Regions from separate parts of the Homo sapiens genome. Here region 1 is linked to region 2. The links are chromatin loops, found by intact Hi-C in ENCODE. Cell type or tissue: PC-3. All regions are shown on one strand. Region 1 has its middle 190 kb from the start of LNX1-AS2. Region 2 overlaps PDGFRA (platelet derived growth factor receptor alpha).

Region 1 (5,000 bases), 450 kb before region 2:
AAAACTCCCCGTAGCTAAATATTTCCTAACTTATTTCTCTAGGATAAATTTTTAGAGGGGTTGAGTCAAAGATATGTATGTTATGTGGCTTCTTAGAATGATTGTTGCCAAATTACAACTTTCTCAACATTTAACCCCCACTCTAAGTTTTATCAGTCTATACTCCCTTCTCTTATACTCATGACTAACACTGGGTATTGTCTGTCTTTTGCTAATTCAGTATAGCAAAAGTTGTGTCTCGTTGTTTTAATTTTGTTTCTTTAATTACTAGTGAGGTCAAATAATTTTTCATATATGTATTGTCCATTTCTTTTTCTTTTATTAATTTGCTATTCATGCTTTTATCCCATTTTTCTGTTGTGGTATTCATCTATTTCTTTGTAAGAACCTTTTATGTATAAAATATATTCTTTTTAAAATAAATTTTTATTTTTAATTATTATGGGTACATCATAGTTATACATATTTATAGGGTGCATGTGATCTTTTGATACAAGCATACAGTGTATAATGATCAAATCAGGGTAATTGGGCTATCCATTGCCTCAAGCATTTAGGGAGAACAGTATGGAGGTTACTCAAAAACTAAAAACAGAACTACTGTATGATCCAGCAATCCCACAGCAATACACACCAAAAGGAAGAAATCAGTATATCGAAGAGATAAAAGGTATTCTTTATCAGATTTTAATACGTTATATAGTTCTTCAATTTTTGTCATTTTCCCTTTAACTTTTGAATTGTGCTTTTGCCATATGCATTCAAATTATTTTTTCAGATTAAAAAAATGGTTTCTGACCTTGTAAACATGCTTACAAAGTTCTCCACTTATCTCTGCTCTCCACGAAGAGATGGTAGCTTTTAAACAAGCCTATGAACAATGCTTTGTCAAACTTCCATGACTATTCTTGATACACTTTTGAACTAAAAGAGCAGAGGCAGAAAATAGAAGCAGTAAAGCTTAAATTACAATGGAACAACATCCTATATGTTTTTGCTTACTAAGATTGACTTGCTTTTGCTAATTTGTCACAGATTATGACAAGTCCAGTGAAGCCGCCAAATATACACTGATGCTGACATGCATGCTTATTCTTCTTCATTTCAATGCTCAGATTCATTTGGATCCCTGTTTCCTTTGGGAGAGCTCTGAACAGACAAACTCTCCTGACTTCAAGCTCCTTTCTCTGAGCTTCCCTGGGCATCTTGGATGCTTAATGCAGTTTATTTAACTAGAGTGGCTATAAAGCAGAGCTGAGGCAAGAACTTCTTTGTTAACAGAGTGTTTCTCAGAGAATTGTTTGGGATGCAACAGTCATGGATCCATAGCGGGTGGTGGAGGTATATTACCTCAACTCAGGATCATCATCTTTTCACAGGCTAAAAGTCGTGGAACGATTGGCTTCTCTCAATTTCATAGTGGAGCATGCACTTTGCACAAGAGAAGTCCATTTTACCCAAATGGGATTATTTCCTATAGCAAGATAATAGCCAATAGGAAAACCTCGCCAATGTTAGAAATCCACTGTACTAGACATAAGTCTCAGTGTCTGGAGTATATTTCAGTTGTTTGTGCCTGCCCAGCACCCATTTAACCTTTTTGCTTTGATGGAACTTTGATATTCCTTCAGGAAATCTTACCATCCTCACTTTCCAAATATATAATTCCAAAACAGAGAGTGGAGCCCATCCCCTGAAGCTAGCACAGACATAGGAGCCAGACCTAGCCAATCAGAGCCATCCATTCACTATGGCTCCAGTGATTGGTTCAAAAACGGACACACGGCCCAAACTAAACCAATAAAACTCAATACCTAGACTTTCACATTCTTGGAAAAGAAATACATCCTTTCCACTGAAGATACCAAGCTGATGAGTTGAGAGCCTGGGACATTTGGTTACAACCTTGCTCCATCCTGGCTGAGCATGACTGAATGAAAGCAGCCTAGAAAGTCTTCCAAGAAACAGCACATGGCTTAGTCCTGATGACAATAGTGACTCCCTAGACTGACTCATGCCTGAAATTGGTATCCCCTAAAACTATTTCCAGAGCCAATAAACTCCCTTTTCTGCGTAATTCCATGTGAGATGAATTTTTACCACCTGAGTAATATTGTTTTAAATGACAGCTTCTTATTAGCTCTGAACACCTTAGCAATAATGTCAAGAGTGGAAGGAGTACTGGTTTGGGAGTCTGGGTTGTAGTCCTACCTCCACTCACTACTTTCACATCCTTGGGCTAATCGCTTTATCTGTGTGGGCTCACTTTTCTCATCTGTGAAAGAGGTTATTGGAAGAGAGGAATTCTAAATGTCCCTTTGAAGGCCATAAGTCTTGTCTCTGTGATAACATTGTATCAACACTTCAAGTTAATCTGAGGTTCTGGCTCCAACTGCCACCTCCACAACCCAGTGACAAACAACACTGATTTATCTTAAAAGTTGAAAACTAAAAGGTCCATAATATACTTTTAGAAACTAGAAGATAGAACAAAAACTCTGTAAAACATTGCTAGGATGTAGATTTCTCCAGAAGTGTATTAATGAGGTGAGTAATATATTAATACATTAACTATGGTAACTATTGTATAGATTAGTCATAAATATTTTGTTTTAAAAAGGTCTGCCACTCCAGTTTTGCTGAGCTAAAGTAAACGAAGATCCGAGTTATGTCAACAGATGACACAAGTGTTCAGCAGTGAGGCTGTTTGTTCTGAGGAGGGAAACAGGAAGGGAAGCTGGTCCCACTCCCAGTTCTTCTTCATCAGACCTCCGTTATTTATTTGATGAATTAGCAATCCTCACAACTTCAGACACGATCACAAAATGATATTTTGGAAATGCTACTCGGACTGTATAATTCTTCCAACCCTTCGTTGATTCCCAAGTGCCTTCGGGACAAAGTGCAAACCCGTTGGCGTGGCACATGAGCCCTCTGTTATGTGAGCCTGGCTCTAATTCCACATCCCAGTGTCATCTCCTCCCACTCCTCTTTATGTGCCTTACCTAAACTAAGTAAAGAGGTTAATGCATAGAAAATGCTAAACATCTGGCATAATTTCTGGCATTTAGTAAAGGCTTATTATACATGTTGGCTGTCATTATGGCACACTAGTTATACTCACAGTTCCCTAAAGGTGCAGTACTGGTCCTGGATCTGTTTGCCCTGAATCCATCCTCCCTCTTTGCCTGCTGTGTTTTAGTTCACGATGGCTGATCCTTGCAGGCTGCAGTTCACAGGCTCTTGTGTCTCAGACTTCCAGCTGGTTGGGTTAGGCCAGGAAGACACACTGGCAAAAAATGGAGGGTAGAAAGGAGGGAGAAGCCAGGGTATTTCTCTCCTTGTTTCCTTGGGTGATTTCTGCAGCAGTGACTGTCTTCTCTGTAGTTCCAGCTCTTGCCAAAACAGGTCCACTGTGGTTCAGCTTCTGGTTCCTTCTTTTTTCCTTTAGCAGAGTCGGTAGTGGCTTCCTGCTTCTTGATGCTAATCTCTGCATTGCCTCATCACTCGTGTTAACTCTCAGCAGCTCTCTCTACCATATAGCCAATCCCCTGCTTTCCATTCCCTGTGCTGTACATCCTTAAAGAGGTGCCTGTTTTCCTGGAGACACCCTGACTGGTTTGCATAGCACACTCTCATACCTTGGACCTTTGGCTTTTGCCTTATTTCAGCCTCCTCATCCTTAAGACCAACTCCTAGCCATCCTTTCTTCTACCATCTTTGTTCTACCACCATCTCCTCTTGGAAGCTGTCTCAGTTTCTCCACCTGCCACTTCCTGAAGCGTGAGTTGGGTATTCCTCTTCTAAACGCCTCTCTCCTAACAAGTGGTTTGTTCTTGGAAAACTCCAGTACAGATTTAATTTTCTTAAGAGCAAGTGCACTGTCTTACACAACATGGTATCTCAAAACCATCCTATGGAAGATGTTTTCTGAAAGAACGACTAAATGCATAATTCAATAAACACTTTTCAAATCCAGATAAAAATCAATGCAAACTGTCCTTGTGGCAGACAAGGGACAGTTTACAATGATTCACTCAATATGATTATTGAGTTACTCATTCAATAATGATATCCACCCCTGCCTTTTTTTTTTTTTTTTTTTTTTTTTTTGGCCAATAGAGCTCTAGTTCTGTTTGGAACATCAATGTGCCCAGCTCTGAGAAGTACTTGTTTTCCCAGCCTCCCTTGCAGCTCAAGGTGGCCATGTGACAGTGCTGTTGATGGAACAAGTGGAAGACTGCAGGGGAGGATTCCAGGAGGGAAAAAGCCACTCTCTCTTTCCACCCTGGTTTTTCTGTGCCTTGAATGTTCATGTGATATCTGGAGCTATTGCAGCTAATATGAAACTATGAGACAATAAGTGTTGGGGGAAATCTGACACATTAAGATAGCAAAGCAAAAGATAGAAAGAGTATGGTTCTCTTATGGCCTCTTTATCTCTTTTTTCTTCTTCTTACGGTCTCTTATTGTTTCTTTATCTCTCTCTCTCTCTTTTTTTTTTCTTTTTGACAGGGTATTGCTCTGTCACCCCAGCTAGAGTGCAGTGGTGCAATCCTGGCTCACTACAGCCTCAATCTCCTGAGCTCCAGTGATCCATCTCAGCTTCCTGAGCAGCTGGTACTACAGGCTCATTTTGCCATGCCCAGCTAATTTTTATTATTTGAAGATGGGGTTCTGCCATGTTTCCCAGGCTGGTCTCAAACCCCTGGGCTCAAGCAGTCCTCTCTTCTTGGCCTGCCAAAGTGCTGGGATTACAGGTGTGAGCCACTGCACCTGTACTGGGTTCACTGGGTTTCTTGATATGAGAGAAAAATAAACTCTTCCCTTCAATTCATTGTTTTTGATTTTTGTCACTTACAGCCAAGTACATTTCTAACAGATAGGATATGCCATTTAGGGATAATCTATTGCTGTTCTTTTTGGTCATTCCAGTAAAGGATGACAGAGCCACAACTTTATTATCTAGTACCTGTGACTAATTTGAGGAGCCCAAAGAA
Region 2 (5,000 bases):
CTATGGCGCGTGTCGGGCAAGGTGGCACCAGAAGGCACTTTTGTGTGTGTGTGTGACAAGAGTCTCGCTCTGTCGCCCAGGCTGAAGTGCAGTGGTGCGATCTCGGCTCACTGCAACCTCTGCCTCCCAGGTTCAAGCGATTCTCCTGCCTCAGCCTCCCGAGTAACTGGGATTACAGGTGCCCGCCACCACGCCAGGCTAATTTTTGTATTTTTAGTAGAGACGGGGTTTCACCATATTGGCCATGCTGGTCTCGAACTCCTGACCTCAGGTGATCCGCCCACCTCGGCCTCCCAAAGTGCTGGGATTTACAGGCGTAAGCCACCGCGCCCGGCCAGGAACGGTTCTTAAATGCCGAGAGGGCGCATGCTAGCTCTCCTCAGCATTCCCGGTGAGCCGCTACCCACGGCCGTGCGGCTCTCGTGCCCATAGGAGGCGCTGGCGAGCTCCTGTAACCCTAAACCCCTCGGCCCCTTTCCCCCCACCCGCCCGGATTCTCTTCCCGCTCTCCCCCCTCTCTCCACACCCGCCCGGCCCCCTCTCGGGTCTCAGTTGAAAACAATGCAAACGCAGAGCGTCGTGCCTGGGGCGCAGCGGCCTCTGCAGCTCTGAGGTTCAGAGCGCGGCGCGCAGGGGCGCAGGGGCGCAGGTCCCCGGAGCGGCTGGGCATCGCCGCCAACCCCGGGACAACCAAGCCGCCGAGGACTTGGTGGAGGTGGGAGGGAGAGCGGACCGCGCAGTGTTCCTCTGGGTCCCGGGGTCAGAAGCCGGACAGTGGCGGGGGCTGGACAGTCCGAGCGCAGAGCCTCCCGGGCGAAGTCTGCGCGCAGCACTCCCGGCTGCGCTGTCGGGGACCAGGAGCCTGGGCTGCGGGCGAGCTAGCTGGCGAGCCGGGTAAGATTCGCGGGGCTGTCGCGCCCTCTAGTGGGCTCCGGGGACGCATCCCGCTTTCCCCAGCCCCGGGCGGTCGGCGCCGCTATCTCAGTGGAGCGCAGCGCTGGAACCCCGGGGGCCCGGAGCGGAGGCTAATCTGGGTCACCTTTCCCCTCCTCCGGGCAGCCAGTGGACTCCTCGCAGGCTCTGTGTGGGCCCGGGAGGCGCCGGGTGGACGAGAGGGGGCCGAGGTCTCTGGGTTTGGATTGAGAATGGGACGTCCTTGTAATTCAATGTGGGAGAAGCAGGGGAGTGTGGAGGAGGACGGGTCCCGTGCGTTCTTGGGGGGCAGGCGCCGTCTTCTGCGTTCCAGCCCCTCGCCAGCTCCCTTGCCCCGCGGGCGGCCTGTTGCTGTTTGTTTGTTTTACGACCCTGCGTTATTGTGCAACGGTAACAGTCGTTTCCAATCAGCTGCGCGGCCGTCGCGGCCCTCGCCAGGCTGGTTTATGGGGGCGGCGGTGGCGCGCGGACAGATAGGACAGCGCGGCCCGGGAACGGCGTCGAGGTCCAGGCGGTCCCCCTGCCCCGAGGGGGCGGAAATGCTGAGGTGGCGAGAGCGTGGGTTGCACAGAACCCTAGTAGCGAGTCCGGCTGAGCCTCTGCGGCCTAGCCCAGCAGCGTCGTCTTCCCGGCTCCGAAGACGTCTTCCCGAAGCCCCGCTGCCCCGGCGCACCAGCTCCCGGTGATGGGGATGATGATGGGGATGATGGGGAGATGTCCCCGAATTCTCCTGGGGTCCCGAGGAGATTTAGCCATTTTCAACAGCAGTTTTCCTATTTCTGCTTAAACCCCGCGGGCTTTCAACTGAGGTCACCACGAAAGCTAAAAGTACAACCTAAGGAAGGAAGAGACTGGAAATTAACATTTGGGGTAGTGGAGCTCAGAATTCCTCGCAGCGGCGTCTGTGTCGCAACCCGTGGACGCACGTCCTTGGACCAACACTGCCATCTGCTGGCCACTCGTAAGAACTACTGCGACCCGCTGTGAGAATGGGCTTCGCGGAGACCATTAGGAAGGTGCTTTATTTTTTATTTTTTATTTATTTTTTGCTCAGTAGGACCGTAATAGGTGACTGATTTTCTTTTGCTGTGAGGCTACAAGAATTGCTGGAAGACAACATTTTTATTTCGTGGAAATTTGTGTTGTGTTTCTCCTTGGTTGTTAATGCTTTGCATTTACATAGTGAACATCTTATTATCAGAGCTGGCCTGTGAGGAGGGTAGTGGGGGGGCATTGATGTTCCCGTTTCTGAGTGAGGAGACCTATGTCGGGGCCTTGGTGACCTCAAGCCGAATGCTCAAACTGCTACTGCTACTCCTAAGGTTGTGCCATTAGGAGTCACACCCGTTTGGTGATATTCAAAAGGATATGTCATTTTATTCTCCCGTGGTTAAATATATGGTGAGAGGAGAGCAGGCATGTTTATGAGCCCAGATTGTCCCATAAAAGGCTCCTGTTTAAAAACACTCCAGCCCCCTCCCATTACTGGAATGTCTGATGGAGCTCCGGGAGATCAAAACAACAAAACAGGCTCTGGTAGGGTGCAGAGGTCCTGGTAAACACACCCTCTGCTGGAAAACAGGGAGAAGTTTCCACCAGTGTAGACCTGCACTTGGTTTGCCTGGGCTGAAGTTAGGAGACTGCGTAGAAAAAGGAAAATGTGTAATTTTCACAGTTAGAATTAACTTAGGAGAGCTGAAATTAACTGAGCCTCGGAAATCTGAATCTTGAAGTCACCAGTGGCTTTTGGGGCTGTGAGAGAGTCTCCTGTGGTCTTTAATCATGTGAGGGTGGGGTGAAATTCAATATTCAGTGGTTCTGCAATGGGATGCACTGTGCAATTGGTGATTGAGAAGCCAACTCTCTGGCTTTAGGAGAAGAATGTCTTGCTGTTAGTCCTTCTGGAAATAGAGCCTTGCATTGCCTACTGTCTGTTTACACTACCTTTGCACATTGCCTTTGGTTATAGAGTCATGTCCAATGGCTCTTTACTTCTGTTTGCAGGGCAGGAGATGGCACCCTGTTAAAGAGAAAGGATAGTAGCTGCAAAGTCATTTGTTTCTCTGTTTCTGTGACTGTATATATTGGCTCATCTTTGAATGGTCTTTATAGCCACACCAGGCTGGAGGTAACAGGGTCATGGGAGTGGACTGCTGGTGTGGGCTGAATCAGAGTTCAGATCCATGTCTCCAGGAGGTAGGAGGTGCAGGGCAAGTCATGTGGCTTCTGGGGCATCCCTCACTTTCTTAGTTAAGGAGAAGTTGAAGGAGCCGATCTAAAATATCTTGGGAGTCTGCAGAAAAAGTCGTGAAAATCAAAGCACTTTCAATTAAACTATATAATTTAGTCCTTACAAGAATGCCACAGGGCAAGCAACCAGTCAGGCCTTGGTAGTCGTGCTTCCTAGAAGAAAAGACTGAGGTTCAGAGAGTTGGATAGAGTATCAGATTTGGGATCAGTGGCTAGTCCAATGTGATTTCCATCCTTTCTTCTGAGAGAAAGCATAAGAAGGCCAAGAGGATGGTGGAAAAGCACAAGTCACCTGCCTGAGAGTCAACAGGGCGGGGGGTCTCTTTCTCAGTTTGTTCCTCTAAGTTATGGCAAATGTTTTTTGAGCTGTGATTATTGAGAATGGGGGCTGAAGTTCAACATGTAGTTGGCATGAGGGAAGTAATTATGATTGAAGAAAAGATTTGGGTGAAATCTAGTGTTCTTCCCTGCAAAGGGGGTTGTTCTCACGGATTCTTATGGTGCCATGTTTCTCAGAATTTGTAGTTTCAGTTACTTATATTTGCACACCTGACTTTAGATGAGCTCCAGAATAGCAGTTACTAATTAAGGATGAGCATTTAGAGTAGATAAAAGTGGCAGGAACAGCAAGACTCACTCCCAGAGAGCCTCACTACAGGTCTAATAGGTGAGGAAATTCCCCATGTTTCCCATTTTTCTTCATTACCTCCCTGTGGGGCAAGCACTGCCATTATTCATGAGTAAACTGTCTGAGTTATAGATAAGTAATGACATGAAACTTCACAAACACGCTGAGCACAGTGGCTCACGCCTGTAATCCCAGCACTTTGGGAAGCCGACGTGGGTGAATCACGAGGTCAGGAGTTCGAGATCAGCCTGACCAACATGGTGAAACCCTGTCTGTACTAAAAATACAAGAAATTAGCTGGCCATGATGGTGGGCACCTGTAATACCAGCTACTCGGGAGGCTGAGACAGGAGAATCGCTTGAACTTGGGAGGCAGAGGTTGCAATGAGCTGAGATCATGCCACTGCACTCCAGCCCAGGCGGCAGTGCAAGACTCCATCTAAAAAAAGAAAAAGAAAGAAAGAAAAAAGAAAAAAAGAAAGTTCACAAACAGGCCTGATTTCTACCCAGGGAACCACTGTTATCAGAGATTGGGGTTTGGAATCTTAAGCAACAAACACATGTTTATTCTCTTCCTTCCTGATGGCTTGCTCAGAGGACCTGTTTCCATTGCCCACTTTTTTTTTGAGACAGAATCTTGCTCTGTCACCCAGGCTGGAGTGCAGTGGCGAGATCCTGGCTCACTGCAACCTCTGCCTACTGGGTTGAAGCCATTCTCCTGCCTCAGCCTCCCGAGTAGCTGGGATTATAGGTACCTGCCGCCATGCCTGGCTAATTTTTTGTATTTTTAGTAGAGATGGGGTTTCATCATGTCGGCCAGGATGGTCTTGAACTCCTGACCTCAAGTGATCTGCCCACCTCAGCCTTCCAAAGTGTTGGGATTACAGATGTGAGCCACCACGCCCGGCCTCATTGGCCACTTTATATGTCAGTAAATAATCTTTCCTGGCAGAGGGTCCACTGTATCTGGAGGCACTGAAGGAAATCTGGGAGTGTCTGGCCAGGGCAAAGCACTGCTTAGAGCTTGCACAGGAAAAGCAGTGAGCCCTTCTTTTAAGCTGGAGAAAGCTTTAAAGATGCATCTTTGGCAAGTCTTGCCAAAGAAATATGGGTTCTAAATGTGATAAAACCAAAGACATCAAGCTGGCTCTGGAGGCCTTGTTTGAAGTTTGCTGAGTGGATTGTCAGT

Evidence for each region. Peaks named below come from ENCODE experiments on the same cell type or tissue, not always from the same donor. Only the 100,000 strongest peaks of a DNase experiment are listed, where the experiment ranks them.
Region 1: a loop joins it to region 2, with 5 times the contacts of the local background. A loop is called at or near these places in 2 of 110 quality-filtered maps.

The regions. Positions count from the first base shown.
Region 1 is chr4:53,779,128-53,784,127 of GRCh38, forward strand. No RefSeq gene overlaps it. Among named protein-coding and RNA genes, the nearest start is that of LNX1-AS2, 190 kb to the left of the region's middle. In PC-3, no CTCF peak of the experiment used is centred here; DNase peaks (open chromatin) are centred at 1,964 and 2,714; H3K4me3 peaks cover 1,558 bases; H3K27ac peaks cover 4,334 bases.
Region 2 is chr4:54,232,550-54,237,549 of GRCh38, forward strand. All of the region lies in intron 1 of PDGFRA (platelet derived growth factor receptor alpha), which reads left to right. Among named protein-coding and RNA genes, the nearest start is that of PDGFRA, 5.8 kb to the left of the region's middle. RefSeq lists enhancers at 774-1,324, 1,135-1,254, 1,762-1,811 and silencers at 805-914, 1,876-1,983. In PC-3, CTCF peaks have their summits at 928 (motif pointing left), 1,883 (motif pointing left) and 2,087; DNase peaks (open chromatin) are centred at 912 and 1,852; H3K4me3 peaks cover 1,995 bases.